2 separate regions of the Mus musculus genome follow, and region 1 is linked to region 2. The links are chromatin loops, found by intact Hi-C in ENCODE. Cell type or tissue: heart. All regions are shown on one strand. Each heading gives the region's core, and the rest is flanking DNA. Links, peaks and the distances in the headings are about the cores only.

Evidence for each region. Peaks named below come from ENCODE experiments on the same cell type or tissue, not always from the same donor. Only the 100,000 strongest peaks of a DNase experiment are listed, where the experiment ranks them.
Region 1: a loop joins it to region 2, with 2.0 times the contacts of the local background. A loop is called at or near these places in 3 of 42 quality-filtered maps.

What each region holds. Positions count from the first base shown.
Region 1 is chr3:135,465,864-135,481,390 of GRCm38, reverse strand. It overlaps Gm30992 (a long non-coding RNA gene), which reads left to right. Exons shown (of 3, transcript XR_376111.4): 3 at 5,023-9,656. Ube2d3 (ubiquitin-conjugating enzyme E2D 3) reads right to left here. Exons shown (of 7, transcript NM_001356597.1): 7 at 13,177-15,527. Among named protein-coding and RNA genes, the nearest start is that of Gm30992, 12 kb to the left of the region's middle. In heart, for the core only: no CTCF peak of the experiment used is centred there; no DNase peak of the experiment used is centred there.
Region 2 is chr3:135,514,923-135,530,449 of GRCm38, reverse strand. Manba (mannosidase, beta A, lysosomal) reads right to left here. Exons shown (of 17, transcript NM_027288.3): 5 at 12,424-12,547; 6 at 7,283-7,458; 7 at 5,823-5,933. It also overlaps the pseudogene Oaz2-ps. Among named protein-coding and RNA genes, the nearest start is that of Manba, 37 kb to the right of the region's middle. In heart, for the core only: no CTCF peak of the experiment used is centred there; DNase peaks (open chromatin) are centred at 8,259, 10,469 and 11,359; H3K4me3 peaks cover 824 bases; H3K27ac peaks cover 4,361 bases.

The sequences.
Region 1 (15,527 bases), core at 4,424-12,423, 49 kb after region 2:
ATCCAGGACTACAGAGAAACCTTGTCTTAAAAAGCCAAAAAGAAAGGAAGGAAGAAAGGAAGGGAGGGAGGGAGGGAGGGAGGGAGGAAGGAAGGAGAGGGGGCAGAGAACACCACCTAATATCAACAGATGTGTGTAACTGAAGGCAGCAGGCAAGAAACTTAATTTCAATGACCTGGTTACAAAATCATAGGCTATTCTTCAGGCTTCCTAACTTTAACTCTCTTACTGGACCTATTTGCTACACCGTAACCAACCTAGCAAGCAGGTTACATCAAGGAAGCTTATCTCTAAGGGACCCAGTTGAAAAAAGATACTTTGTAATTTTAATACAATTACTATCGGTGTTCTTGAATTAGCTGGGGTTGAAGGTGAAGAACAGTGACCAGGAAGTGGGTCATAGAGCTTGAGGTGTGAGCAATGCGATTAAAGTGTCCTTAAGCTAATAGAAAGACTTCGATGTGCCTGACCACCTTTTAATTCACGTGCAACACTGGGGAAAAAAATGACACTGTGTCAAGCTACAAAGAAAATACCAACAGATTCCGAAAGGGAACATTAGTCACTTTCCTCCTTGCTGTGATGTGATGGTAAGGGTTTCTTTGGGCTCACAGTTTGAGGGTACAGCTCAAAGAGCTCGGGAGGGTGTGGTAACAGGAACCAGGAGGCTCCTGGTCTCGCATTCACAGTCAGGAAGCAAAGAGAAACATATGTTCCTGCTCGGGTGGCTTTCTCCCGTCATGCCCTCCAGGAGCCCATCCACGGAGTGGTGAGACCCACCCTTCTGGTGGGTCTTCCTATCTCAATTAACCCAATCTAGAGCCTCCCTCTCAGACATACCCAGTGGATTCTCTCTTCCTTAATTCTATATCTCATCAGGTTCATCATCTCAACAGTGCATGGCAAAACAGCATTCTCAGAACATAGCACAATAAAACTCAACAGCAGTAATAAAAAGACCCAAGCAAGCCAGGCAGCCACACGCCTTTATTCTCAGCACTCCAGAGGCAGAGGCAGAACCAAGTGGATCTCTGTGAGTTCGAGGCCAACCTGATCTACATAATGAGTTCCAGGACAGCTTGAGCTAAATCTGGAGATGCTACCTTAAAATGAAATGAACAAGCAAACAAACAAAAATACCCTTTTGATTGGTGCGGACCTGTAATCTCAGCTACAGGGGAGGAGGAGGGCAAGAGAGGAGGATCATAATACAAGGTCTACTTTGGTGGTAGAGTGAGTTCAAAGCTAGCCTGGGCAACTTAGTAAGATCCTGTCTCAAAATAAAGAGAGAAGTGAGTGCTAGGGATGTGGCTTGTTGTTAGCATACTCACTCATCTAGCTCTTGGGAAGCCCTGGGCTTCTATCACAATGTCACTGAAGCAAGCAAGCAACAGTAAACCCGAATCTACAAAACCTATGCGCTAAAGAAACAGGACTGGAGAGATTGGTCAGCGGCTAAGAGCACTGCCTGCTCTTTCAGATGATCCGGGTTAGGTTAGAGTCCCAGCACCCACTTTGTTTGTGTCTCATAACAATCTGTAGCTCTAGTTCCAGGGATCTCACATCTTCTTCTAGCCTGCACACACAAGACACACATGCAGTACACAAATACATGCAGGTAAAATACCCATACACATGAAATAAAAATAAATAGGTTGTATTAAAGAATAATTACAATTTACATTTTAATAATTTTTAAAATAAATTAATTTTTTTTTATTTAAAGAAAAGAAATCATTCCGGTTTCTGATCTGGAGTGTCAGGAGTGGGTGTGCTGACTTTTCTTGGTGTCTTGGCCAGACATCTGACAAGGAACAACTTGAAGCTCCCAAGTTTAAGAGGGTACAGCTGACTGTGGAAAAGGGACAGCACGGTCCACAGCAGCAGGAGCTGGAGCCAGGGACTCCTTACATCAAAAAGCAGTGAGAGTTAATCCCAGCACTCGGGAGGCAGAGGCAGGTGGACTTCTGAGTTCGAGGCCAGCCTGGTCTACAAAGTGAGTTCCAGGACAGCCAGGGCTACACAGAGAAACCCTGTCTTGAAAAACCAAAAAAAAAAAAAAAAAAAATCAGAGAGATGACTCAGCAGTTAAGGGCCTGGACTTTTCTTCCAGAGGACACGCATGGGTTGAATTCCTAACATGCATATAGTGGCTCAAAACTGCCCGAGAATGCTCTGTTCCAGGCAATCCAATCAGTTCTCTCTTCAGGCACCAATCATACACACAGTACAGACAGACAGACCTGCGGGGGGGTGGGGGGGAACACCCATACACTTAAAATTAAACAAAACAAAAAGAATTCTAAAGCAGGGAGCAAGCAGTGTTGGCGCTCCATGGTGTCTGCCTTTATCATCATCACCATCACCACCACCACCACCATCATCACCAACATCACCATTCAGTGAAGCACTTCAGGCCCTTGTGATGGCAGGACTAGCATTTGGAGTGATCTTCTCCTCAAACTTCTTGGGAACTACCCTCTCAGACTGTGCAGGGTTGTGTCTCCTAGGTGACTGGATTTAAGTCAAGGGCCAGTAGGTAAGAGGGCTTGCCACCAAGCCTGACAACCTGAATTTAATTCCCTGATCCATAGGATAGACAGTGAGAATCAATTCTCAAAGGTTTTCCTCTAACCTTCATATGTGCACGGTGATACACACATGCACACACACACACACACACACACACACACACACACACACACACACCACCTACAGAAGCTACCTTTGAGTACAATTAACTCAGTAGGTATAATATGGGCCAAGAGGAAAAACTTCTGAGCTTGAAAATGTCAACAGAAAATTTCCAAAGTAAACATTAAAGTAAGACAAATAGACTGAGAAGAAGCGGACCGACTATTCAAGAGTGCAGAGGCAGCTATGGAAGTGCTAAGAGACAGGAAGTAGTGATGCGAGGCAGCTATGGAAGTGCTAAGAGACAGGAAGTAGTGATGCTTTGGGAAAAAGACAGACAGGAGCACACGACATGTTGAGGCCGTAATGACTGAGGATGTCACCTAAATCAAGGTCAGGCATCCCATCACAGATGAAGCTAAGAGGACACTGAGCAAAATAAATGATGACGAAGAAGCAAATCTATCAGGACACCTTAGTTGAATTGTACTCAATCAAAAAGTATATGAAGAAGCTTAGTCAGGTTTCTTTTTAAAGATTTATTTATTTATGATACGTAAGTACACTGTAGCTGTCTTCAGACGCACCAGAAGACGGTGTCAGATCTCATTACAGGTGGTTGTGAGCCACCGTGTGGTTGCTGGGATTTGAACTCAGGACCTTTGGAAGATCGGTTATTGCTCTTACCCACTGAGCCATCTCTCTCGCCATTGGTCAGGGTTTCTATTCCTGCACAAACATCATGACCAAGAAGCAAGTGGGGAGGAAAGGGTTTATTCAGCTTACACTTCCACATTGCTGTTCATCACCAAAGAAAGTCAGGACTGGAACTCAAGCAGGTCAGGAAGCAGGAGCTGATGCAGAGACCATGGAGGGATGTTACTTACGGTCTTAGTTCCCTGGCTTCTTGCTGGCAAAATAAGCACATGGTTGTATAAGAGTCTGTCTTAGGGTTTTAGTGCTGTTAACAGACACCATGAGCTGGGCAGTGGTGGCACATGCCTTTAAATCCAGCACTCGGGAGGCAGAGGCAGGTAGATTTTTGAGTTTGAGTACAGCCTGGTCTACAAAGTGAGTTCCAGGACAGCCAGGGCTATACAGAGAAACCCTGTCTCGAAAAACCAAAATCCAAAACAAAAAAAAAAAAAACAAAAAACCAACCAAACAAACAAATAAACAAAAATAAATAAACAAAAAACACCACCAACAAAAACAGAGGTTCAGTCCATTATCACCAAGGTGGGAACATGGCAACATCTTAAGCAGGTATGGTGCAGGAGGAGCTTTGAGTTCTACAGTTTCATCTCAAGGCTCCTAGTGGATGCCTGTTCCCAGGCAACTAGGAAAAGGGTCTCAAAGCCAATACCCACAAGGCCACACCTCCCAACAGTGCCACTCCCAGGACCAAGCATAGACAAACCATCACAGGAAGGCAACAATAGAGCAACAGGAGGAAAGAGCTTGCTAGAGCTACAGAAGAGCCATCTTCAGCTCATAGCCAGCTTCTTGGAGGGTCAGGCAAAGGGGTGTGGAGTGAAATGTCTAAAGTGGTGAACAGGGAACATACAAGGCAGTTCTGTGCCTTGCAAAACCATCCCTCCAAACCCAGAGAGACAGACTTCCTGATTTTATCGAGATTCTCTCCGCTCCCCTGTCTATTTCTCTTTTCTGAGAATCTGGGTATTATGCAGCTTGTATTTTTTTTTTTTGATTTTTTTTTCTCCATTCAGGTTAAAAAAGTTTTTTGGAGGCCTGGAGATGACTCAGTGGGTAAAGAAAGTCATGTGTCAGTGGAAAGGGAGACTCAGTTCCTAAAGGTTGTCCCCTGTCCTCTGCATACACATGAAAATAGAGGTGTGCTTGGACTCACAAACACCCCCCCCCCTCCAACCCTCCTTTCCTCCCTCTTTATGAGAACGCTTTTTATTGTCAGATGTGTTTGGACTTATAGAAGCATCATAAAACTGGTACCAAATAAATCCCTCTGTGTCATTCAGCCAGATTTGTTTATTACATATTATATAACCCAAGAAGAATAATCAAAACTAAAGGCTAATACTGATATAAATCAAATCTTTTACACTTCGATTTTCATTTTTCCATCAACATTGTTGGGGGGGGATAGTCAATCCAGAATTTGTATCCCTTCTAGTTCTCATGCTCCTATCTCCTTCCCATCTGTGAGATTTCTGTTTATAACTCAACATTTTTTGAGGAGTGCCGGGAGTTCTTTTGCAGAATGTCCTTCCAGCTGGGCTTCTCTACGGTTTACGTAAGTAGATTGAATGTGTGTGTCTGTGTGAGTGGAAAGGACAAATGAGTTGCCCTTCACTACAGAACGCTGTGAAGATGTGTGTCACTCAGTGTAGCCTCGCCTATGTGTTTCAGGTAGGTCCTGCCAGGAGAAACTGCAGTCTCCTGCTTTGTAAGTAACACATAATGGGGATGGAGTGATAGTTTGAGCCTGTGTCAATATCCTGTTCCTTGTAGACATTCACCCATGCACTTAGCTGCCATTTGCGGGCTTTTCCTGCAACCAGGGTTTTATTTTAGAGATGAATCTGCCCTGTTGTTCATCCTTCATAAACTCACTCCCTGAAATTCCCAAAGAAGGTGGAATCTGTCCCTGGACTACTTAATATTTTCTCCCCTCCATTGCTAGGGATCTAACACACAGCCTAATGCAAATCTGGTTGTTTCCACAATGGTGCATTGGAACATGCCTACCTACCTTACTGGATTGTAGAAATTATCACTTTTGCCCACTCCCAAATGGTCTTAAAACTCTCTAATTGCTATCTTATGCCTCTCCTCAGTTCATACCTTTTTGTTCAGTCCTAGCATTTTTAAAAATGAAAGGCATGGAGCTGCATGATAAGGTTTTTTTTTAATTTATTTAATCCCAGAAAATATTGCTTCATAGTTAGTGTTGAATTTCTCACTTTCTATTCTTTACAGTATTTCATATTTCTAGCTTTATTATTGGTGAGGGGCAGAGGCACAGTGGCACATCAGCCTCAGCCATTTGTGTTCTTTTTCTAGTGTTACACACACACACACACACACACACACACACACACACACACACACACGCACACACACACACACACACACACACACACACACACACACACACACACGAGTATTTTGCCCACATCTGTACGTCCACATGCATGGATTATCCTCTGAGTTCAGAAGCCAGAATACCCTGAAACTGAAGTTACAGAGGGTTGTTAGCTGGCTTGTGGGTGCTGGGGACGGAACCTGTGTCCTCTGGAAGAGCCGAGTTTTAACTGCTGACCCGTCTCTCCAGCCCTCAATTCACTTTGATTACACAAAGTTCTACTTCATTTAGGATTTGCGTACTTGTAGTGCCTTTACTTCACTAAGTTATTTCCCCAAATCTGTTGCTTTTGCTCTTAAGTGAACATGGTTCCAGGGAACGCCTCTCTTCTCAGGATGTCCAGAGGCCAATTCGTTCGCTCCAAGAGGACAGGTTGAAGTCCTGAATGGGTGGGGTCCACAGTCCACCTCTTCCCTCTGGGGAGTGTGATGCCGCTGTACACCAGGCCAGTGAGAGTGAAGCAGAGTCCGGGACAAGCAGGATCCAGGTCCAGTTGGGAGCAAGTATGCCTGTGTGTGTTGGGGGCGGGGGGTGGGGTGGGGTGCTTCTCCAAGGATCTTAGTGTTAAAGTCCTTTTAGTCGAAGGTCTGCTCTGACCATCCTTAATGAAGCAGCTCTCTGAGACAATCTTAGCTTGTTTTTATTTTTTATTGGGGGTGGGTTTGAACACATACACTGTTTTTCAGGGTGCACCAAGAGTTCTATAGTTTTGGGGAAGAGCATGGACATAGTTCGGGGAAGGAAAAGGTCACGGGCTGAAGGCTAAGGCTCCTGAGATGTCTCATTTGCAAAGGGAAGAATTCCAGGTGCTGTGCTGCATGACTGCTTGTGACCACCTGGTTGGGGTTCTCTGGGGTATGTGCTCACCCAAAGGCAGGTGCAGAAACAGCGAGGGAGCTGGTTCTCTCCTGCCATTCTTAAGTTTTGAGATTTCTGGGGTTTGAACATGCCCCATTTCACTATTTCCATGACAATTCCTCTTGTGGCACACTCCACGTGCCCCACAAATGAATGTCCCTGTCTTTTTTTCTAGATAATTTACTAGTTTTTGTCTACTTGCTTTACATTTTTTCTCTGCTATTCATCACAATGTCTCAAGGTGTTGAAAATTTCCCCTTTCTCTTTGAGCTTCAGGTGGATTTACTTAATCTGTATTTTATGTAAATTCTATTTAAAAAATAAAAAATGTGCCCTTTTCTCTAAAATTTCAAAAGTCTTTTTGCTTCATTCCCACATTTTTTAAGAGTCTAAGTCCAATCAGTAAAGAATCACACAGTGGGTTACATTTGGAGTATAATGTAAAAATTAACTAATATGTGGTAATAAAAGGAAATTGCATGTGTCCTCAGGCTGCAGAAGAGTATCCAAGTATCTAAGTGTGCAAACTTGAAAATGGAGACTCAGATTCCTTCAGTGGTGCTGAGTCTAGTCTGTTAGGTAGCAAACAAAACAAAACAAACAAAAACAAAACTATGCATTTAGCCAGGTAGGTCTCGGGACAAGTCTGGAGTTCCTATACCAGGGACAGAGCCCCTGGTAGATTAGAAGCAGGGGAGCAGTTGATCACAACTGGCAATGTAGGCCTGCTGCAGGAGTCCAAGGGGCTCATTAAGCCTGCACAGAAGCTTGCAGAGGGAGCAGAGCCTGTAGATCCTTTGGGCACAGTCAGTATGCATGTATTACATTGATGCTCACAGATAGCTTTAGAACTTTGGGTGCCCAGGCAACAAGCAGCTCTGTGTAGGCCATGCAAAAACTTGTCAAAGCGGTACAGAAAGGGTATCTACAGCCAGGGCTACAAGGGTTCCTACATAGACTTTTGCTGGCTTCAGACTTCCCCCAGCCAACTCTCAGCCCCACACCAGAAATTTCTAGAGAATCCTGTTCCTGCAGTCTTTTTCCAATATATATATTTATGTATGTGAACACACTGTAGCTCTTTTCAGACTCACCCAAAGAGGGCGTCAGATCCCATTACAGATGGTTGTGAGTCACTATGTGGTTGCTGGGAATTGAACTCAGGACATCTGGAAGAGCAGTCTGTGCTCTTAAACGCTGAGCCATCTCTCCAGCCCTCCTATATTCTTTGAGGAAGTCTAACCTTACACACCAACTTTAACAAACAAGCTCTTAAAGGAATTTGGTACTCCTAATTATATTGGACTATGTAAATAAAATATCTTGGAAGATATTGTTGGCTGCAGGCAGGAAACTGAACTCAAGCCAGCACTCTCTGAGTTCAAGGGCTAGCCTGATCTACATAGTGAGTTTCAGGATAGCCAAGGCCACATAGAGAGATCCTGTCTCAAAATAAAAAGGTGGAAGAACCATTATTTATATCTTCACGTTCCTTAACGCTTTTCTTCATTTCTTGTACTATAGTCAGAATTCCTTCTTTATATATTGACATTCTCATGCCTTAGTGAACTATGCTTAACAGGCCATTAAACTTATTTTCTAAGACTAATTATTCAATTTTTTAACCGGTAGTTAGTTTTAACCTGTAGTTTTTAGTTTGTAGTTTTTATTAGCATTATACTTGCATTTTGCTCATTATTTCTATATTTGTCTTGAGAATGTCGATGACTGTGCATGTGTGTAGAGGCACGTGTATGCAAATGCACACATGCATGCGTGTCAGCAGGCCAAAAGACAGCCTTAGGTGGTGTTCACTCTCAGGAGCCACTTCTTTATTAAGAAAGGGACCTTGGGACTTGCTGACTTATGGTTAGCAAGTTCCAGGGACCCACTCAACAGTCTCCAGTTCCCTAGCACTGAGATTACAAGCGTGTTCCAGCCCCTTACATGTGTGCTGGGAATTGAACTCAGATGGCAAACACTTGACTGATCTCCCTAGCCCTCTGGTTATAGTTTAAGTTCTTCATACATATCATAATGGTTAGGTGGTAAGATTATAGAAGATGAATATCTCTGTTTATATCTTAATTTCTGCCATTCAATGAGTATTAGCCTCTTTTTTCTCAAGCGTTTACTTTCAAAATATAGGGTCAGTGATACAATCATATCATAATCATCGGACAAGTGACTAGATTTTAAGTTGACTTACAGGGCTGGAGAGATGGCTCAGTGGTTAAGAGCATTTGTTGCTCTCACAGAAGACCTGGGCTCAGCTCTAAGCACCCATGTGGTGGGCTCACAGTCATCCTATTTCCAGTTCCAAGGGAGAGCTGATGCTCTTTTCTGACATCAGGCACATGTGTGGAACATATACCTGATATGCAAATATTCATACACAAAAATTAAAATATTTTTAAAATGAAGTTTTCAGATGTCATATGTAAAGAATTCATAACAGAACCTGGAAACTAAAATAATATTGTTTATCTATCCTTTGCGCTGATACATTTTAAAAGTGAGATTGATATACACGTAACCACTTAAGATTATACAGGTTATATTTTAGTGTATTCAAAATGTTCCATAGCCATTACTTAGGACATTTTCATTATGCACAAAGGAGACTCCTGTTCTCAGTAGGCAATCACTTCCCGCTCTTTCTTGGTGCTGAGCACACATCAGCATGCAATTTTTGTAGATTTAACTATTCTGATTGTTCATATAATATGGTGTCTTTATGTTTAGTTTTCTTAATGATTTTAAATTTTACACACATTCTAGTATGTATAACTAAGAAATTATTAAAAATATAAAACTCAAATTTGTTCATGTTTCTGTCTTTCAAGTTATGACAAATGCACATATGAACATTAATTCCTATGGACTTAAATGCTTGTTTCATTACCCTTGTATACGTATCTAGAGATTCCTAATATGAGGCAAGAGCTGTGCAACTTAAGCTGTATCCTGGGCCTGTTATTGAGAAATCACCAAACCCCTTTCACAGGCATCGAACCTGTTAAGTTCCTATGAGAAAAGCCCAAGTTTTTGGTCTCCAAATCTGCAGCACTATTCTCTACTTAAAAATAAATAAATAAATAAATAAATAAATAAATAAATAAATAAATAAATAAATAAATGTTGTTGGGCAGTGGTGGTGCATGCCTTAATCCCAGCACTTGGGAGGCAGAGGCAAGCAGATTTCTGAGTTCAAGTCCAGCCTGGTCTACAGAGTGAGTTCCAGGACAGCCAGGTCTACTACAGAGAGATACCTTGTCTTGAAAAACAAAAAATTGTGTGTGAATGTTTTCCTGCCTGTTTGTGTGCCACATAGAATTAGGGTTTGATTCCAGAAGGCATGAGATCTCTTGGGACTAGTTATATAGCCTGTTGTGTGGTGCAGGGAATCAAACCTGCTTCCCCTCCAAGAGCAGTCAAGAGTTCTTAACTGGTGAGGCTTTCCAACCCCACAACTACCCTAATCAGTACAAAGTAATACCTCATTGTGATTTTATTGCCACTTCACTGATAATGTTCAGTCTTTTCATGACTGCTGGCTATCTGTACTTTTCTTTTCTTTTCTTTTTTTTACAAATCCTTTATGTTTTTGGATCTTAGATCCAAATGTGCACAGTTTTGCTATATAATGTGGATTGACCAGAAATGCATGGTTCCTCATTTCTATTTCAAGACCTATGCTTTTTCCCTCCAATAAACCATTTTGGTTAGTGTAGTAGCTTCTGCTGAGTCGTGAAAACTCAAGTTTGAATCTTCTGCCTTTGACAGAAATAATACTGAGTCTAAATTGCTTTAAGCATATTACCTCAACACTATAAATTTAATACACAAACACAAGAGTTCCACCTTTAAAGCATAAATTTTCATTTTCAGTGTGCAACTTTTGCACACCTTTGATAACTTATTCTCAAATATTTTTTGAAGTCATTGTAATTCCTAACGTTTCACTTGTTACACTTTTTGTATCCTATAACATTAACTAGGTGGTATGTGAATTCTCTTCAAAGTTCTCATGTCAGTTAGAAAGTTTAACATCTTCCCATTTCAAATTAGAATTTCTTATGTGGATGTGTAAATGCCGTACTTGGACAAGTAGTCACTGAAGCCAGAAGTCCTCAAAGTTGGTGCTTGAGAGCGATCATCATGGTTGCTTGATCTTTGTTTTAAATTTTGTGTGGGCTCCAGAATGCTCCTAGAGCCCCGAGGGATCTTGCTATGTAAACAAAGCTGGCTTCAAATTTGTGACGGTCCCACCTCTGCCTCCCAACTGCTAAGATTTACAAGTGTGCACAACGGAGTCATTTCTTTCAGATGACAGTCTCAAAATGTTTTACAAAATTGTCAAGTTTGTAATTATTTGTACTACTAATAAAAAGTAGTCTATGCTGTGATTTCATTTACAGTACTCTAGAGCTGAGACTCAAACTGAGTCAGAATCCCCCAAGTAAGTATGGGGGCTACAAACAAGATCAATCGTAAACTTTTACAAAAACACAGCAACCAAAAGCAAGCAGTCCAGAGCCAAGCCTGCAAGAAACCTGGGTGTTTTTGGCAGAGTGCCCTCCTGAGTGAGTCACTTTGTACCTCACACTGGTTCTGTGCAACATGCACTGCATACAGCAGTCCACACAACCAGCAAGTAGTTGCTTTATAAACTTTGGTCTACTGTTCAGTTTTCTACTCTTACAGGTTACTCTAGACCACTTCTTTCTCAGACAGCACCACAGGAACCCGGGCGGGAACTTTCCTACCACGACTCAGCAGGTAATCATCAATTCAGCCTGTGCTGTTTCTCTTAAAAATTGGCTTCACTTGCCAACTGCTTTAAAAACTGCTGAGGAAATTCGGCTTGAGATTAGGGCAAACTTTCCCAAAAGTTGTGAAATGAACCTAAATAGACTTATGCTATTGTTTATCTTGTATTTATGGATATCATCTCACTGCCAATGACCTGAAATTAAAAACCTTAACGCTAAGAAAACACCGAAGATGCTTTACATCTTGTAACAATACCCAAGCAAGACTCATGCAAAAGAACAGTTAAAATGAAGTTATGTTTGCTTTGTACACATACATACTCAGAATAAAAAACGGGGGATGAGAATAAGCCCTATTGTAGAAATTAAAAGATTGTAACCATAAACTGTCATCTGTGTATAAAACTACCTAAAAATATCCAAAGCACTCAATACAAAGGTAGACAAAACCTGCCCTCCAGAATGTTGGTTAGGGTCCATTCCAGAATGGACCCTAACCAACATTAAGTATGCATTACACACAGGGCAGTAACCCCAATGCATTCCGTAGTTGATAAAATGCTCAAGAAATGCCACTCTGACATTAGAGATATACCATAAGGGAAAAAAGCCACATAGCATGTGGTGTAAAACTACCATCTGTCTACACATAGAGGAAGCCAACTATGTGTCTGCAGGACCAAGGTGAACTCAACCAGAATAGTGATGGAGGTGGGACAGAGAGATACACGTTAAAATTTATGTGATACTACAGATGCTACTGAAGAACCACGACTAGAATGAGCATGGTGGTGTATACCTTTAAGCATAGGAAGGGGCAGGTATGTCACAGAGTTTGAGGTCAGCCTGGTCTACATTAAGTGAACTCCAGGCTGTCTCAAATCAACAAAAACCATGGCATGGCACACCATTAGTCAAAACTATGCATGTGAGACTACAATTCAAAATTTTGAAATAGCACTTTATATCACATTGTTAGAATGGTTTATGGCAGAACTTAGAATAATAATTGATTAGAAAGGAAGTCAAGATGGCTGTTTTTGGATCAGTGCAACGAGTACTTACATTTGAGGCCTAAGAGGCAGTTTTGACTCCAGAGAATTTAGACAGCCAGGTATATGACAACAGGAACCCAAGTGAACAGCCAAAGCAGCAAGGGCATAGAATGTACTTGTTTTTATGTGACACAGTCCAATCTGATTGTGGTAAATTATAAATTAGAACAAAAAAATTGAATAAAAAACTGGCAGAAACGGTGTCTGAGAATCAAAGAATGCCCTTAAAAACAAAGCTAAAGTCCAAGTAGCAAGAAACAGGACATATGGTGGCCAGACTCCCATTTTCCTTGTCTAAGAAACACTGCACTTTAGAACATTTGCTGCTGCCAAAAGCCATTTCCAAATTTTACCACTGATTTTTCTCACTATACTGGGCAAACTATTTTACTATGTGCTTTACAATTAACTCAGAACACTAGCATTCTTCAAACCTCAACTTATACTGTGAGAACCTCTACAGTTCCAAGTATATATAGCCAGTCACAAACTTTTCAATCATTTGTTGGTCTTTACAAGCTACTAGGCTCCACATTTCAGTTTTTCAATCAGACAGTTGGAGCAGGACCCACTGGCTTGTGTTCTAAATGATCAAAAATGACCATGGCTCTGAGTAACTTTGAAAACCACCATACTTAATTCTCCTTACACCAGTTTATGACACCTGCTTCAATGCTATATTCACATACGGTATTAAATTCAAGTGCAGACTTCATGGTAGCTGGAATTACTGAGTAAGACCAAAGTGTGTTTAAACACAGACTTTAATGGTAACAATTCCTTTAAGCTCAATTAACTTTAGCTATTACAAGTCTTATGCAGATGTCACTATTAAGACATTTAGTGACTTGCATTGGGTTCCTCATAAAATAGGAGACAAATTCACTTAAAAGTGTAACCAACAGTCATTGAACAGTTTTGTTATGTGAACACAAAACATGACTAATTTTAGTATTACCCACCCCCCAAATCACGAACACAGCATGATCAGTGTCTTAAGAATACTTCAACTAACCCAGTAAATAAAAAGTGAGTGTTTCACTACCCCTGAGACCACTAGTTAACCGTGGTTCATACTTTTAAATGTGAGTACACCCACACAAGGAAACAATCTATAATCAGTTAAAAAAAAATCTGATTATCACATTGCAAACCTGCCCAAGAAAAAATCAAAAGGAAATTCACCATTGACAGGCCAACTGGACTCTAAAGACATGTTTAAATTTAGGAATTTATGCATTAAGAGGTATAGGACACACAAATACTCTACAACAATATTCAACCTAATACTCACTTTAGTCCTATACCCAGCACTAGTGATGCCACACACTACTGGGAAGGGTAGAGAGCAAATTCTTAGATTCTTTTAAAAACCTCATCATAGGTGACCTCAAGTCCAGTCCAGTGTCTATACATTCAGAATGTTGGTTTTCCAGGTACTCTGTTCTCTTAAACCTGGAGAAGCCTCTATGGCTTATTCCCTTAGAAGCGACATATGAAATGTTGTATAAAGCATCAAGTCAAAGATAAAGAGAACTGGACATACCCATTAATTCTGACAATGGTTTAAGGACGTCATCTCTGTAAATACCAAAGGTGGTAGATGGGAGGAATTTGAAAGCCAACTAGAGATCCACTGCTTTGTAAAAATGTTTGTCATATCTGGCTTTCACGACACAGGCCTAATAAAGCTGTTTTGAGTACAGGTCTCAGAAAGGACTTTTTAAGAGTCAAAGAATACTGTTCTTACCCTTGTGGGAACACTTGATTTGAACCCAAAAGTTTTATTAATTAGCGTGACATTAACCCTGAAGAACCCACAATTTAAGCAAAAGGTAAAATGGGTGTGTGGAAAAAAAACTGTATAGCGAAATTGGTATTTTCCAATGTAAATACTTATTACAGAATAAAGCCAGAACATCTTCAGAAGGCATGCACTTCACTTCCAGTTTAAAGAACCTTAAGTAACAAATCATGTCCAAATTACATATTTAAATGTTTATAAAAAATTAAGCTTTTACATTTATTTCTAGCTTTCCACATCTGTGTGCGGACAAGGAATAAGATTGCACGTAAATATAAGCAGTGCAAAATATGGAAGTGAACATCACATGTGCTAGAAATCAAATACAAGACTAAGAAAGCAATGGAGAAATCAAAGCTAGAAAAAGGTGTCAAACTACAGGTTCAGAACTTGGGTGAAAAATGGTAATGCCCTTATTACTACATAAGATTTAGTGGCACAGATAGCACTTGTCAAACAATCCAATAGCATTGACTTTTTTATTCATTCATGTTAAGTCACCCGAAATGATCTGTTGCATTTAAATGCTCATTAATGTAAATGGCTGAACAAATCCATCTCAATGGATAGTCAATATCCCACAGTTAAGTCACTTCAACACAGCCTCATGACAACTCCCACACCAAAACAGTACTTTATTTTGTAAATTTTGACCCATTATTACTCCCAAGTTTTATATATATATATATCTTTTTCAGCTGTTAAGTGTACAAGATGAAGAAAATTTTAGTTAGAAGGGGATGCACCTGGAAAATAAATTTCTTAAACTCCATATACACGTTTCAAAACTGCTGAGTCCCAAGTCCATTTATGAACTCTAGGGCTGCCAGAATCATGTGCAGCGTATTAAAGCTACACTATTTGAATAGCTTATTAATTCTGCATAAATCAGGTCAAGCAATGTGTCAACCTGTAACAGACTGTGCATTTTAACTGAACATGGCAATATATTCACTCTTTTGAACTTTACATCATCATTTGATGTCAAACAATGAAGCAAATCCCAACAGTATATACAAAAACAGCTTTGCATTTACAAAGGATTGTTTCCCATACTGATTAATCCAGGCAGCTAACTCATTGGTTTATGCAACTTTATTGAAGAAAAATAAATCAATTACTAGGAGAGCTATTAGTTGATCACTCATCCATTGACAACTCGCATCATTTATTCAGTGCTATATTAAACAGTATTGGAAGATAGATTAACTAATAGCTCCAAGCCTCCTAACAATTTAAATGAAAATTACAAAATGTTTTGAGACCCTATTTTGGAA
Region 2 (15,527 bases), core at 4,423-12,422:
AGAAAGAAAGAAAGAAAGAAAGAAAGGTGACTTGTGCTGTGATTCCAGCATTTGGGAGGCAGAAAATTAATACCCCAGACAACACTGCATAGCCTTCATTCTTCTGAATTCCACGCTGTCTGCCTGGGTGCTAGTGAGGTCTTCAGAGAGATCTGAGCAGCACTCAGAAATGATGTAAGTTTCAGACCAGCCTGGGCCACATAGTGAGACCTTGTCTCAAAAACACACAAACTTCAGAAGAAAGAGAAATGTGGTGGGTAGGGTTGGGAGGGGAAAGAGCTATACGGTGAAGGGGACAGAAACTGGAGTCAGGCACCTACAGAGTAAAGCAAAGGAGGGTTTCAGGCAGTGAGGGGGAAGAGGCAAGGAAGGGCCTTCGACAAGTCTGTAGGGAAGCCTAGCTCCAGATGCACCTTGGCTGGGATTTGCAGCATCCGCCGCTGTGAGAGAAGACGCTCTCACTGTTTCGAGCAACCCAGTTTATCAGAATTTGCTCTGACAACACTGGGGAAATTAATACACTGGAAAACACAGCATAGCCTCGGGGACTGTGTGTGAAAATACACCTTCATTATTCTGAATTCCACACTGTCTGCCTGGGAGCTGGTGGGGTCTTCAGGGAATTGTGAGCAGCCCTCAGAAAGAAAGAGCGAGAATTCCATGGGTGTCACATTCCCTTTCTGCCCTAGGAAACTGCAAAGATGAAAATGGGGATTTAAAACTCAAAGAAAGGACTGGAGTGTATTTTACATAAAACTGAAGAAGTCCCAATCGCTTTTCTAATTAGAACAGCTATTGGCAATCTTCTGCCTCTGGCTTGGGAATAGGAGACACAAGTTCTAGTTGGCTGCTTACATTGTCTTACCGCCTTTCGAAAATAATTTATTTTAGCTGAACAATCTTGACACCAGAGACAATACAGAGAGCCTTCAGCAAGATTAGTTATTCTGCATGAAGAGATGCGTTAAAGAGAAATGGCAATGAAGTGACTTTCTATCCCAAAAAAGCAAGCTATGATCATCATTCAGAAATAGTCGGTGAGCCAGGCAGTGGTGGCGCACGCCTTTAATCCCAGCACTCGGGAGGCAGAGGCAGGCGGATTTCTGAGTTCGAGGCCAGCCTGGTCTACAAAGTGAGTTCCAGGACAGCCAGAGCTATACAGAGAAACCCTGTCTTGAAAAACAAAAACAAAAACAGAAACAACAACAAAGAAACAACAACAAAACCAACCAAACAACAACAAAAACAGTCAGTGGGTCAGTGAGCCAGCTTAGCAGATCAAGGTGCCTACTACACACAGCTGATGGCCAAGTCTGGCTCCCCAGGACCCCAGTGTTGGGAGAAGAGAACCAACTCCACCGCACTGGCCTGTGAGCACCACACATGAGCTAAAGTAAACCTTTCTGTCTCTTACTCTTTCTCGCAGGTCCTTTAGTCACAGAAATGTAGAAGTAGCGCCCCCTCCCCCACCAACCATTATGCAAACTCTGGTTCCCAGTTCATCAATACATCCAGGTATTTGCTCAGATGCCAATATGTGGACAATCTCCTGATCCACAGGTGGTCACTATTACACTGTGGTAAAGTCGGACCCGGCAGTGGTAGTAGTTGCCATAGCCATCATCTTAACTGCAGTCACGGCTAGAAGAACTCTGGCAGTTTGGTTTCCATTCTGGTCCAAGCAGCCAGTGACCTCCTCACGGCCAACCCTCAGGACCCTTCTCAGTGTCTCTCCATCAGGAGCACCTCTGCAATGGCTGATGCTTGTGAGCACTGTCTGCTCCTAGAGTACCCTTCCTCGGGCTCCGCACACCTCTACCAAGTGACTCTACTTCTGGCCATTCCTTGTGTAGATTTATCTACAGACTTTTCTCTTCCACATCCTTATTTATTATAATTCCTCAGGGTTCTGTCCTCTTTGTGTCTTCCCCTAGCACACCTACAATTATCAATATTTTGCTGATTTCCATGTTCCTAATCCAGTTCAAATGCTTATGTAGTTCTGTTTCTGTGTTTCCTTTACAGATTGGGGGAGAGGTCATACTAGATAGCCCAGGCTGGCCTCAAACTCTGACCCCTTTGCCTCAGCCTCTCAAGGGCTGAGATGACAGACATCTGCCACCATGCCTGGCTTGCTTCCAAAGTTCTCTATTTCTCTAGCATGCTCATCAACCATTATTATAAGTGCTTGCTTGCTTCATGAAGTCACCTCCCAACCAAATTATTAGCATTACCAAGGCCTCAGAAAGAAATGAGCATAGCGTATAATCATGAACATAGCAGCCAAAACACAATAGCACCCCAAGAGGCAACTGAATGAATAAGCACCCACAATCACGTGCTCCACAGAAGCCACCGAGAGAGGGTACACGCCACGTCTACACATGAGGGAGCGACATGTCATCGCTCTCCTCAAAGGCTGGCCTCTTCATGCAGAGTAAACAACAGTACAGCCACAGTGAGTCTAAGTGAAAAGAAACGGTGTACCACAAACAGAAGCTCTTTTGCTCTGCAGTGAGCTTGGGTGACTCATGACTTCTCACATTTTTATGAAGACCACACTCAATAAGCCAGCATGTGGGAGAACGCATCCCCACTGCCAAGAGGGTGAGGGGAAAAAAAGTCCAAGAGTCGTCCTCAAACATGCTGTGTATGTGTGCACACACACAAACATGCTTCCTCTTGTAGAAATGGGTAGCACAGTTAAACAAAAGGAGCAAAGGGTGTGTCCCACACTCAGGATGCCACCTGGGCAAGAGGAGAGGTGAGACCTGTTGTGAGAGGTGACACCACAGGGCGCCCTCTATCAACCACAGACACCGAAGGTCCAGGTCAGGGGAAGGAAAACTGTAGGAAAGGATTGGTATCACTGTGACATATACACTGTGGCTGTGATAGGCTAGAATCGAGTTATGCCATTCCAATGGCCCCTTCTTAACATAAAGAAATGGCACTGGAAGGGGTGACTTAACCCATAGAGCTAAGAAGTAAGAAAGGGCAGCTCTTTGCACTTCTATTTTTTTTTTTTTTTTTTGGTTTTGTTTTTTTTTTTTTTTTTTTTTTTTTTGAGACAGGGTTTCTCTGTGTAGCCCTAGCTGTCATGGAACTCACTTTGTAGACCAGGCTGGCCTTGAACTCAGAAATCCGCCTGCCTCTGCCTCCCAAGTGCTGGGATTAAAGGCGTGCACCGCCACCACCATGTGCCACCACCGCCTGGCTAGCTCTTTGCACTTCTAAGTGCTCAATCCCAAAGTGGGCAGGAGCGAAGAATTATAACGCAATCAGGAGAAGTGTGTCAATTTGGAAAGTGGAGACAAATGGCTGAAGAAGTAAGCAGAAGTTATTTTGGGGGACTAGAAAGATGGCTCAGAGGTTAAGAGAACTGTCTGCTCTTCCAGAGGTCCTGAGTTCAAATCCCAGCAACCACATGGTGGCTCACAACCATCTGTAATGAGATGTGACACCCTCTTCTGGTGTGTCTGAAGACAGCTACAGTGTACTTACATATAATAAATAATTAATAAGTCTTTTTTAAAAAATAAAAAAATAAAGAAGATATTTTTGTTGTTGCTGCCCTGATAAGTAAAATGAGAAAGGGCAGGGCAGGGTTCCTTCTGATCATAGGACCTTCCAGCAGTATGTACACTTTACAATTACATAGCTATGATGTAAGAGCACATGGAAGAAGGCCAAGGCTTTGGCGTTCAGGGCGAGACGTGGTCTGAGGCCCTGGCTCAAACCCTAGCACTAAGAAAGAAGGAAAACGAGTTGGAGGCAGGCGCTCGCTGAGGCAAGAGGAGGGCACTCGGCCCTTAGCCCACAGAGACCGGCCCGCGCGCGCGACCCCACACCCACCCACTCGTCCACCTACCCACTCCCCGCGCCGCCTCCTCCCACCCTGAGAAGAGCCACCGAGGATGATAAACACCCAGGACAGTAGTATTTTGCCGTTGAGTAACTGTACCCAGCTCCAGTGCTGCAAGGCACATGGTTCCAGGGCCTCTGTGGTGCTCCTGATGCCCCTCACCCACTGTCGAAGATCCCCGGTGGGCGAGGGGGCGGCAGGGATCCTTCTCTCTCAGCTCTAATATATAAGGACGAGAAGCTCACTGTAACCCAGGACCTCCCCGTGAACGATGGGAAACCTCACATCGTCCACTTCCAGTATGAGGTCACCCAGGTGAAGGTCTCTTCCTGGGATGCAGTCCTGTCCAGCGAGAGCCTGTTTGTAGAAATCCCAGATGGATTATTAGCTGATGGGAGCAAAGAAGGATTATTAACACTGCTAGAGTTTGCTGAGGAGAAGATGAAAGTGAACTACGTCTTCATCTGCTTCAGGAAGAGCCGGGAAGACAGAGCTCCACTCCTGAAGACGTTCAGCTTCTTGGGCTTTGAGATTGTGCGTCCAGGTCATCCCTGTGTCCCCTCTCGGCCAGATGTGATGTTTATGGTTTACCCCCTGGACCAGAACTTGTCTGATGAGGACTAATGGTCACAGAGGATGCTTTGCCTAAGAGCCACAGTGGGAGAAGAGGGGATGTTAGGCAGCCTTGGGACAGAGGAGAGGGTCTCTGGCTGTCTAGGGAAGGACATTGAGGGGCTCAGGTTGAGGGTTGCCCATTGTGTTCTCGGAGTTGACTCGTTGAAATTGTTTTCCATAAAGAACAGTATAAGCATATTATTCACATGTAATCACCAATAGTAAATGAAGATGTTTATGAACTGGCATTAGAAGCTTTTTAAACTGCGCTGTGATGTGCTCCATCTACCCTAGGGGAGGACATTGCCTGCAGGGGCGGGACTGCCGGGCCCAGGACAGGCCTGGAGGGCTGGTGGGCAGGACTGTCAGGCTCAGGTCTCCTTGGAGTTGGGCTTTCTTCTTTTGGTTTTGAAGACTTAGGTATTTTCTTTCTTTGCTTCTTGTCATCCAGGGGCTCCTGAGTATAGGCTTTAGCTCCTGGGCAGTGTCCTTGGGTTGTCTTCAACACTCCACCTTGAGCTTCTGGCATTTTGTGTCTGGCCTGGTGTAAGCAGGTCTGACCTTGCTTTCTTTACAGTTTAGTGTTATTCTGGCATTTGGTTAAGCTGGCTTAATCTGTTTAATGTTACCAGTGCATTTTAAATAGGGACATTGAAACTCACTCCCCCACACCAGGGCTTTTTGGGGGGTGCCTGGGCCTTAAGAAACTAGCCAAACTACATCTCAAGTTACCACCAGAGCTCTTGCCTCTGTGGCCTAGGCCCCAGGATCTCTTTCCTTGCAAGAGCAGAGAGGAAGAATACCAAACTCAGGGCCTGGGGTTTGTGGGGGAGCCTGTTCTTAGCGCCTGGATGCCTCTGGCTGGCCAAGCACAGTACTGCCTGCCTCCTTAACAGATTCAGAACAGTGCCTGCGCTGCAGAGCTGAGAGGTAGGGCTGGACTGCAGAAATGGCCTGCCTTTTACTGCTTTCACCAAACAGCTTGTTCTAAAGAGAAAAGGGAGAGAGATCTACACTGGGTGTGGGGGTGTCAGGGAGGCAAGTGTGTGTTGTGTTACTGTGTCAATAAACTGATTTAAAGTTGTAAAAAAAAAAAAAAGAAAAGAAAAGAAAGAAAGAAGGAAAACACAGAGAGGGTGTGAAGCACAAGAAGCTATGGCCAAAATAGAAGCCTGATGCATTTAGGAACCCACAATGACACACCCGGAAACTTTGACCGCTATTCATTACTGTAGGTGGTAGAATCGTAAATGTTCTTAATTACTACTTCTCTTTCAAATGTCAATGTAGCTATGTTATCAAGGAATAATCTCCTTTTTCACAAAATAGTTTATTCACTCACCTTGGCTGCTTTCTCAATTTTTAAGCCTCCATCCAGAGCAAAGAGAATTGTCATGTTGTACCCAGTCTGGTTCCCATGTCCACGAGGCCACCAGGTCTCCACAGCAACGTCCTTTTAAGAAATAAGTCATTCTAAGTAATGTTCAGACACATGTTAAGAAAAACAGTGCGACCTGGAGCTTTATATGAAATTCTCAACGCTGAAGCACAAACTGTGTCCTGAAAGCCGTACGAGTCTCGCACCCACACTATGCCAAAGCTTAGCCACAGAATCGCTGCTTTAAAAATGTATATATTCATTTGTTTGCTTATTTTAAGTCAGGGTCTCCTGTAGCCCAGGTTGACTTCAAACTCTTTGTGTGGCAGAGGACAACCATAAACTTCTGGTCCTCCTGCCTCCACCTCCAGAATCCTAGGGCTACAGTTATGTGGTGCCGGGCATCAAACTCAGGACCTCATGCATACTAGGGAAGGACTCTACTGACTGCGCTCTCTTCCCAGCCCCTCCACTGATATATTTAAAGCAAGATGCTGGGAGCATAGCAGATTTCCACAGCAGAACACCACGCTGTGGAAACCCAGCTGTTGCCTGCTCTACCTCTCCAGGAGTGTCTAGTCTCTAGTCTCTACAGTTGGACTTGGACGTTGACTGTTGCTCTAAGCCCAAGACAGAGCTCTTATGGAGGAGTCTTGCTTCCTTCTAAGTTGCTGTCAGTCTCCAGTTCATCATCACTAACCAGGTTCATAAAACAACGAAAGCTAAAACCTGCCCCACCCACCTAACCATGAGGGAACCTCAGTCCAGGTTCAGTCCAGGTTTAGAGCTTTACAGAAGGAATAAATGCCAATACTCAGAGCAAGCGAAAAGAACGGAAGGGATCCACGCTGAACCCTGAAACGTAGAACCAGTTAGAGGCTAGGGCACTGTGAGTAACAGGGAAAAAAACCAAAGACGTACCTGACTCCTTAGAAGACAAACTGGCAAATTAACCACATATTTTCCATTATATTAATCTCACATGTGAAAAAAACAACCATTGGTTAATACACAGAATATATGAAAAGTTAAAAATAAAGGCAAAAATGCCGTGTGTGGTGGTACACACCTGTAAATATGAAATTTCATCGCTCAAGAGAGCCACAGGCAAGATGAAGAGCAGCCTGAGCGACAGGCAGCTCTTGGCCAGCCTGGGCTACAATGTAAGACCCTATATCAAACAAACAAACAAACAAACAAAAAGAAGCCACCCTGGGCTGCATTGTGAGCTTAATTTTGTGTTACAGTGTGCAATCTTGTCTTTAAAAAATAATCTAAATGAAACTCTTAAAAATAAAAAATAGTGAGAAAACGACTTTTGGAAAATACAGGGAGAAAGTTGCTAGGCACTCCCACTCCGCCATTTCTTCCCTTGAACAGCAAATGCATGCATCTAGCACCTCCCAGGAAGTGAGGTCACTCACCTTCCTAATTTTGACCAGTAGTTTAACAATCCTTTGCTCTTGTTGAAGTTCAATGTCGTTTGTCTGCTGTGTTTTCAGTTGAGGGATGGCTACTGTCACCTGACCACTAACGGACTTCGAGCTGGCGACATCAAAAGAAGCCTCTATTTCAATATTCCAGGCCTGAGAAGCGTTATCTACAGCACAGAGGAAGAAAACAACAGGCGCATCATTCATGCACACCTCAGAAGTCGTGCAAAATGAGAACTGAGCAGTGGCTAAGCAGTGAGCACCACAGCAGGGGCTGGGGGGAGGGGCTAAGCAGTGAGGGCGCCCCACAGCAGGGGCTGGGGGGAGGGGCTAAGCAGTGAGGGCGCCCCACAGCAGGGAGCAGGGGAGGGATGGGGAGGTGGGAAATGGAGACTGCATGGGGATGACACATCCGGAGGAAACGATCCTCGTTCGAAACAACCAGAATTGTGCATTGTATACAGATTTGTAGTAGCACATGGAAAATTAAGCAACTCGGGAGTTTGCAAAACCTTAAGTAGCCAGTGACTTTTTATGTTATCACCAGAATAGTGTTTAAAGCTGTCTGCTGTCCTCTCTCTTGTGTACCGCTGGGAGCTGTGTCTAGAGCACAGCTTCCCAGTGGATCTCTTCGGGAATCTACAAGTCACCAGCCCCTTCATAACCCCACAATCTTCATCTCTCTCTCTCTCTCTCTCTCTCTCTCTCTCTCTCTCTCTCTCTCGCATGCAAGATAATTTTGAAAGTAGTTCTGGGAGGCGAGAACAGAAGGGAAGCAAGCATCCCAGAATCCTGTACGGCTCCTGCCCCTCCCAACCTGACTAAGCCTGGTGCCCTCCCTCATTCTTACACCCTAGGCCCAGATAAGAAACTTTGGACACTTGAAGGAACAGGTAGGTGGACAGGCAAGGCTGGCCTTCCCTCTCTGTGAGGTCAACCTTGGCCTGAAGCCGCCTTCCTCACTGGTGTCCTGTGCCCGTGAAGGAGGGGCTGCAGCTTATTTTAGTCTTATGACCTCAACCAGGAAGGTGATCCAGAGGAAGGCAGACTGTGGTTCCAAACAATGACTCATGCTAGGGTTTTCCCAAGGCTGGCTCGTGCACTCTCATGCAGGTTCTTGAAAGGAAGGAGGGAAGGAAAGAGAAGGGAGGAAAGAGAAGGAAGGAAGGGGAAGGAAATAGAAGGGAGGGGAGGGGAAGAAAGGGGAGGAGAGCGGAGCGGAGAGGAGAACTCTTGCATCTGGCTTGGATGGAAAGGCATAGTAACACTAAGCAGACATACCTATCCAAAGGGTCGAAGAGTCCCTAGTATGTGGGCCACACATTTGACTGAAAAAAATTCTCTAAGGAAAAGTGGAGACTGTAGCTAAGCGGAAGAGTGCTTGCCCTGTGCGTGTTTGTGTGTGTGTGTGTGTGTGTGTGTGTGTGTGTGTGTGTGTGTGTGTGTGTGTGTGAAGCCCTGGGTTTCTCCAGCATGGAGGTTCAAGAACTTCTCCATCCATGTACAGGGGTCTAGCTGTACATAGTGATCCCAGCACTCAGGAGGCAGAGGCACTCAGATCTCTGTGAGTTGAAGGCCAGCCTGGTCTACAGAGAGAAAGGAGTTCCAGGACAGCCAGGGCTACAAGAAGAAACCCTGCCTCAAAAAAAAAAAAAAAAAAAAAGCAAAAGCAGGGGGGTGGGGGGGGAGGGCAGAAATTCTCCAAAGATTCCCAGCTTTTATATTGTAATAGAGTCCATGTCTCTATCAGGATGTGGCCTGACAGGAAAGAAAAAAGAGTTAGCTCAGCAGGTAGAAGAACTGCCACATAACCTGCTGACCTGGGGTCTATCCTCAGACCCCACATGATAGGAGGGAATCAATTCTCACAGCTGATTCCCCTGACCCACAAATGCCTGCGTGCACACACGTGTGCACACATGTGCGCACACACATCCATCAAATGAATGAATAAAATGTATTTTTTAGAGAGAGAAAGAGCTTTATTCATCTGACTGTGAAAGAAAAGAAGCTGTCATAAGGGCTGGAGAGATGGCTGTGTTGTTAAGAGTACTGACTACTATTCTAGAGGACCTGGTGTGGGTCCTAGCACTCACATCAAGTGGCTCAAGATTTCTATAATTCCAGTTCTAGGAGGCTGGCTTTCATGATACCCACTTGCACATGTGTTGTCTTAGTCAGGGTTTCTATTGCTGGACAAAATATCATGACCCAGAAGCAAGCTGGAGAGGAAAGGGTTTATTCAGCTTACACTTCTACACCGATGCTCACCATCAAAGGAAATCAGGACAGGAATTCACACAGGGCAGGAACTTGGGGGGCAGGAGCTGATGCAGAGGCCATGGAGGCAAGTGCTGCTTACTGGCTTGCTTCCCTTGGCTTGCACAGTCTGCTTTCTTACAGTAACCAGGACCACCAGCCCAGGGATGGCACCAGCCACAAGGAGCTGGGCCCTCCTCCCCCTGGATCTCATGGAGGCGTTTCCTCAAGGGAGGCTCCTTTCTCTGTGATAACTCCAGCTCGTGTCAAGTTGACACACAAAACCAGCCAGTACACGCATGATGTACACAGACTTATGCAGACACACATATATATGCATTTTTAAAAATCTTAAAGAGAGAAACAGAAGCTTGATGATATGGACCTTTAATCCCAGCACTCACGAGGCAGAGGCAGGCAGGTCTCTGTGAGTTCAATGGCAACCTGGTATACTTGGCCTGTACATGAGCATCAGATGGGGCTGATGTGATAATGGGCAACATACTTGCCACCCAAGTGTGAGGACCCGAGTTGGAATTTTCCCGGAGTTCTGTGAAGCTGGGTGCTGTAGAACAAGTCTGTAACCTCACCTTTCAGTGAGACTGAAGATGGAGGCGGGAAACTCCTCAGCAGCTCAAGGCTCGATATCCTGACGTACAACCCAACAAAATGGAGACTAACAGAACGGAAAACCAGGACAGACACCCGGGGCTGTCTTCTGGCCTCCACGTCTGTGCCCCAGTGAGAGAGGGTTTAAGAAACAACAAGGAGCTGGGAACGGTCAGGTAGGCATGGGATGGTCTGCAATCCGTGACCATTGCTTGTGTAAGAGGAGGGTGGTTCATCTCATGGGCAGAGAAGGCTGTTCAAAGGCAGCTAGCTGCCTGGAGTGACTTTCTCCCGATGGCCCCCTCACGGGCAGCCTCCCGAGCTCTGACCTCCTGAATCATTACTAGAAACCGAGAGGCCAGAGGGAACTGTGGTCCTGTGCATTTAAAGAAGGTGGAGGACAGGTCTCTGTGACCTCTGAATCACGGAATGTGTCAACTCCAACACCCTGCATTTTCCCAGACTCCCATCAGAATTACAGGACAGATGCAAGCAGCTGATTTTCAGGAAGCTGCCAGCTAAACTGGCCAGGCAGGCAGGCTCGCGGCTGACTAACACAGCCCTGTGACCTGACTCAACAACCAGAACTCCTTGCCAATTTAGAGGAAATCCTCAAAATTGTACTGAAAGCAAAACACCTCGGGGCAGAATCCACTCAAAATAAGGACAAGGGAGGACACTGGCATTTTAAGGGAAAAATAATTCAAAAGTGAACAAAAAATAGAAACTAAGGGAATAGACAGATAACATCAACAACTGCCAATAAGACACTCAGCAGGACCGACAAATTCTTGTCTGGTTTTTTGTTCTTTTTGTTTTTTGGGGTTTTTTTTGTTTTTTGTTTTTTCAAGACAGGGTTTCTCTGTGTAGCCCTGGCTGTCCTGGAACTCACTCTGTAGACCAGGCTGGCCTCGAACTCAGAAATCCACCTGTCTCTGCCTCCTGAGTGCTGGGATTAAAGGCATGCGCCACCACGCCCGGCTCCTGTCTGTTTTTACATTTCCCAAGTGAAGCTGTTAGTAAAGGGCAGCTGTACGCTGGGCAGGCCACAGTCAGGCTGAGAGGACAGCCTATTTCTCCACTCCTAGGCAGGTCATCTAGAACGAAGGAGGAGCCCGGGGCTGAGGCAAGCATCTGTGTGTGGACAGGGCAAGAGTGGAGAGAGCCTCTTAGTTGGTGGACATGGCTTAAACACTAAACAGAGACCAACAGCCCTGCTCAGCTCAGTGAGTCCAAAGGCAGGCTGGAGAGATGGCTCGCTGGGCGAGCAAAACCAGGAGGACCTGAGCTCAGGCCCTAGCACCTATGTCAAAAGCTGGCTGTGAGTAACCCCAGTGCTGGGGGGCAGGGTGGAGACAGGAGGGTGGCTGGAGCTTGCTGGCTCCCTGCATAGCTCCAGTTTCACTGAGAGACACCATCTCAAGGAAATAGGGTAGAGAATGGTAAACCAGGAGACTCAGAGGTCCTCTCTGGCCTCTGCACAGATATTCATTCATACACCGTATACATACTCACATAAAATACATTTAGAAACAAATAAATATACATTATCAATAAGACATTAAGAAAAAAAATCAGTGTGAAAGGAAACTGACAGTGGAAACTGCTCTGACAGAGAGTGGTGCTACCCGGCATGGGGTGAGGAGGGAGCTGGGGTAGGGTAGCTGGGGTGGGAGGCTGTCTCAGGTGTGAGGTGGGGGGCGGGGGGAGGGAGCATGAGTGAAAGGAAATCAACCTTTCTTTCTTTCTTCCTTCCTTCCTTCCTTCCTTCCTTCCTTTCTTTCTTTCTTTCTTTCTTTCTTTCTTTCTTTCTTTCTTTCCCTCTCTCTTTCTTTCTTCCTTTCTTTCTTTTTGGTTTTTCGAGACAGGGTTTCTCTGTATAGCCCTGGCTGTCCTGGAACTCACTCGGTAAACCAGGCTGGGCTCGAACTCAGAAATCCGCTTGCCTCTGCCTCCCAAGTGCTGGGATTAAAGGCATGCACCATTCCTGCCTGACGCCCCTTCTTTCCTTCCTTTCCTGTTGGGTTCCCTCCCTCCCCCCAAAATAAATACTTTAGCAGGTATCTATCTACAGGCCTGGTTTATGCTGTAAGTTTTCATGACAAACCATTTGCATGTATTTCAGACTTTTATAAATTGGCTATTCTGCATTATTTTAAGAAGATCCTGAAGAATATACTTATATTTCAAATTATAAACAGACTTTTTGTAATAAAAAGAAGACTCAAAAATTTTTTTTCAAGAAATCGCAAATCTTGACTTACCATATACTGGCAAAAACGTGAGGTAATCCAGATGAGCAATGTTATAGGCTTCGATTCTAACATCTTTCCAGATTCCCTGAGAGGGGAAGGAAGGGCCCCAGTCCCAGCTGAAGGAACACTGTGCCTGGAATTTCAGGGGAGAAAAGGAGAAGTAGGCAAAGGATAAGATATGTGTGTACGAAGACACTATGATACATGCTAAATGAAAAGTTAGTAAAAGGGGGCAGGAGAGATAGCTCAGCGGGTAAGAGCACTGACTGTTCTTCCGAAGGTCCTGAGTTCAAATCCCAGCAACCACATGGTGGCTCACAACCATCTGTATTGAGATCTGACACCCTCTTCTGGTGTGTCTGAAGACACCTACAATGTACTTATATATAATAATAATAAATAAACCTTTTAAATAAAAAAAAAAGAAAAGTTAGTAAAAAAGGCAAGATTCTATCTTTAAAATATTATATATACACGCGTACAGCAGTTTACTAATGATGCCATAGCAAAACGCTAGACTGGAGGGGGTGGGGCTTCACCCACTGAAATGTGTTTGCAGATAGATGGCTCCCTTTGTCTTTCCTCGTGCACCAGCCAATGGGAGCCAATGCCTCCTCATCCCTTCCACTGCTGTCCACATTTCTTTACTCTAAACACCTTGCTTAACTTAGTCACCTTGATCAGGACTCCAAATCCAGTCACAGTTACATTCTAAAACACTTGAGTAGAGGGAGTGTTGCAACTTCAACGTGTAAGTTTGGGGAACACAGTTCAGCCCCTAACTAATTGTGTTTGGGTGTCAAGCATGTGTGTGTGTGTGTGTGTGTGTGTGTGTGTGTGTGTGTGCATGAGCTCAGAGTCTCCCTTCTGGCGTCCGTGCTCTCTTGTGCTCACCAACCTTGCGCATGTGCTAGATAAAGAGAGCCACTTCCTATGAATAGAATATGGCAGAGGTGATGTCATTTCCAAAATTAGATTATAGAAGAAGGGCCCCTTCTGCTTGGGGCCCTGTCCCGTGCTCTCTCTTGGCCAAGAGAGGAGCCAGCTGCTGTGTCCTGGAGCAGCGCTGTGGGAGGCCTGAGTGAGAGACTTGGACAATAGATCTAAAATTTCTCAACAGCCATGGTGAGCTCAGAGCTCTTGTCAGCCCCAGTCAGGCTGAGGTGATGGCTTGATTAAAACGCCCCGAGCGACAGGTGCCCAACCAAACTGTACGTAGGCTGAGAAATGCAGACTTAGTTTGCTGTACATTATTATTACTGTCATTTGCTATACAGATGGTGATGGCTATTATGATTATTATAACCAAAAATGCCCACTTTAGTGCCATGGTTAAATTTATCAAGAAGAACAGAAAATCTAGTTATGCCTTGTTTCACATTCATTCTTCAAAAACCTACTATGTCAGAGCACTGCTATTTATTGTTTGCTTGTTTGTTTTGTGTTTTGCTTTTCAATTGTCACTATGAAACCAAGGCTACCCCTAGTCCTGGGCTTTCAGGACTACAAGCAGTGGCCACCACACCCTGCAAATGTTTACTCTCTCTCTCTCTCTCTCTCTCTCTCTCTCTCTCTGAAGTTCTCCAAAACACTGCGATGCCTAACCACTCCTGTATTAAACATGACAACTCGATGAATGAGTAGGCTCATTGAAAGATAAAGATATTATTAACATGTAAAAAAAAAAAAACTAGCCTTATTCCCTACCTCATTAAGTATGAACTCAAAAGTCCTCGTTTAGGAGTACCAAATACAAACCGATGGTGGCATTTGCCTTTAATCCTAGCACTCAAGAGGCAGAAATGAAGGTCTGCAAGTTCTAGGCCAGTCTGGGGCACATAATGAGTTCCAAGATAGCCAAGGTTATACTGAAAGGAAAAAAAAAAAAGAGTACCAGGTGCACAGAGAGAGACAGAGACAGAGAGAAAGACGCAGAGAGAGAGACAGAGAGAGAGAGAGATACACATAAACCCACAAACAATCACTTCAGACTTCAGACTCTGACTGGAGTAGCTATCTGAGAGACATGATCTTGTCTGCCAACTACCTGTCTGAGAACCAGGACACTAAAAAAAAAAAAAAAAATCCAATTATGAAGTTACAAAGGTTCAGATTCAACTACCAAGAAATGATTCTCTGACAATCAACTTCTCAAGGAAACGGGAGGAAAAGAAAGAGTAATGGAATCCAAGTGATAGAAAAAGAAAGGGAGGGGACCAGCTAGTTGGGGAGGGGACCAGCCAGGGCCAGGCTGGGGATCCAGTGAGACCCGTGGGGAAGGGAACACGGAGTGCAAACCAGAAAGCCACTGGTGTACACACTGCCAAAATGAAACCTTTGTGTGCTAATCTGAAAGTTTAACTTAAAACAAACAAACAAACAAAAAAAACCCAGAATTTTTTTAAAGTCCCATCAAACAGAAAATTTTCTTTACTTCTTAAGAATAAAAAATTTTTCAAGATTAAAAATCTATGACACTGTGAGTTCAGCTTTGAAAAGTTGAGTTGGAAAAGACGCCCTCTGAGCGAGGGGATGCCAGTGTGTGTAGGGGGAGGGGGGCGGCAATGTGGGTGTGTGTACAGGGGATGTGGGTGTGTGTACAGGGGATGTGGGTGTGTGTACTGGGGATCCAGCCGCACTGCTCTCACCCAAGAATGGCTTCCTTCACTTTGTATTTATGTCAGAAGAAGATAAGTACGTTTCTACTACAGAGAAAAATGAAAGTGTGCCTCTCACCCCTCACCAAGGAAACTTGTCTTTTGCAGCAGACAGAGACCACCTCAGAAAACTACAACTAGTCAAAATACAGAGATCACCAGAATTCCCAGGCACAATGAGGACAGCCACAGCACGGCTCCTGCACCCGGGCCCAGGAGATATTAAGGAAGAGGTGGTGGCCAATTTGAAAGAGCCGGAAGATCTGCAAGTCTGCTGGGACTGCTGGGACCCCCGTACCCATGAAACCTCAACAGTGACAATATGGCTCCCTAAACAAGACCCGGACAATGAAAGACCAAATGAGTGGGGACATTTTCACAGGGTCCTACCCCTAAGCAAAAGACAACCGCCTTCAAGTGACTGTGGAGAGAGGGAGGATTCACTTTCCCAGGAAG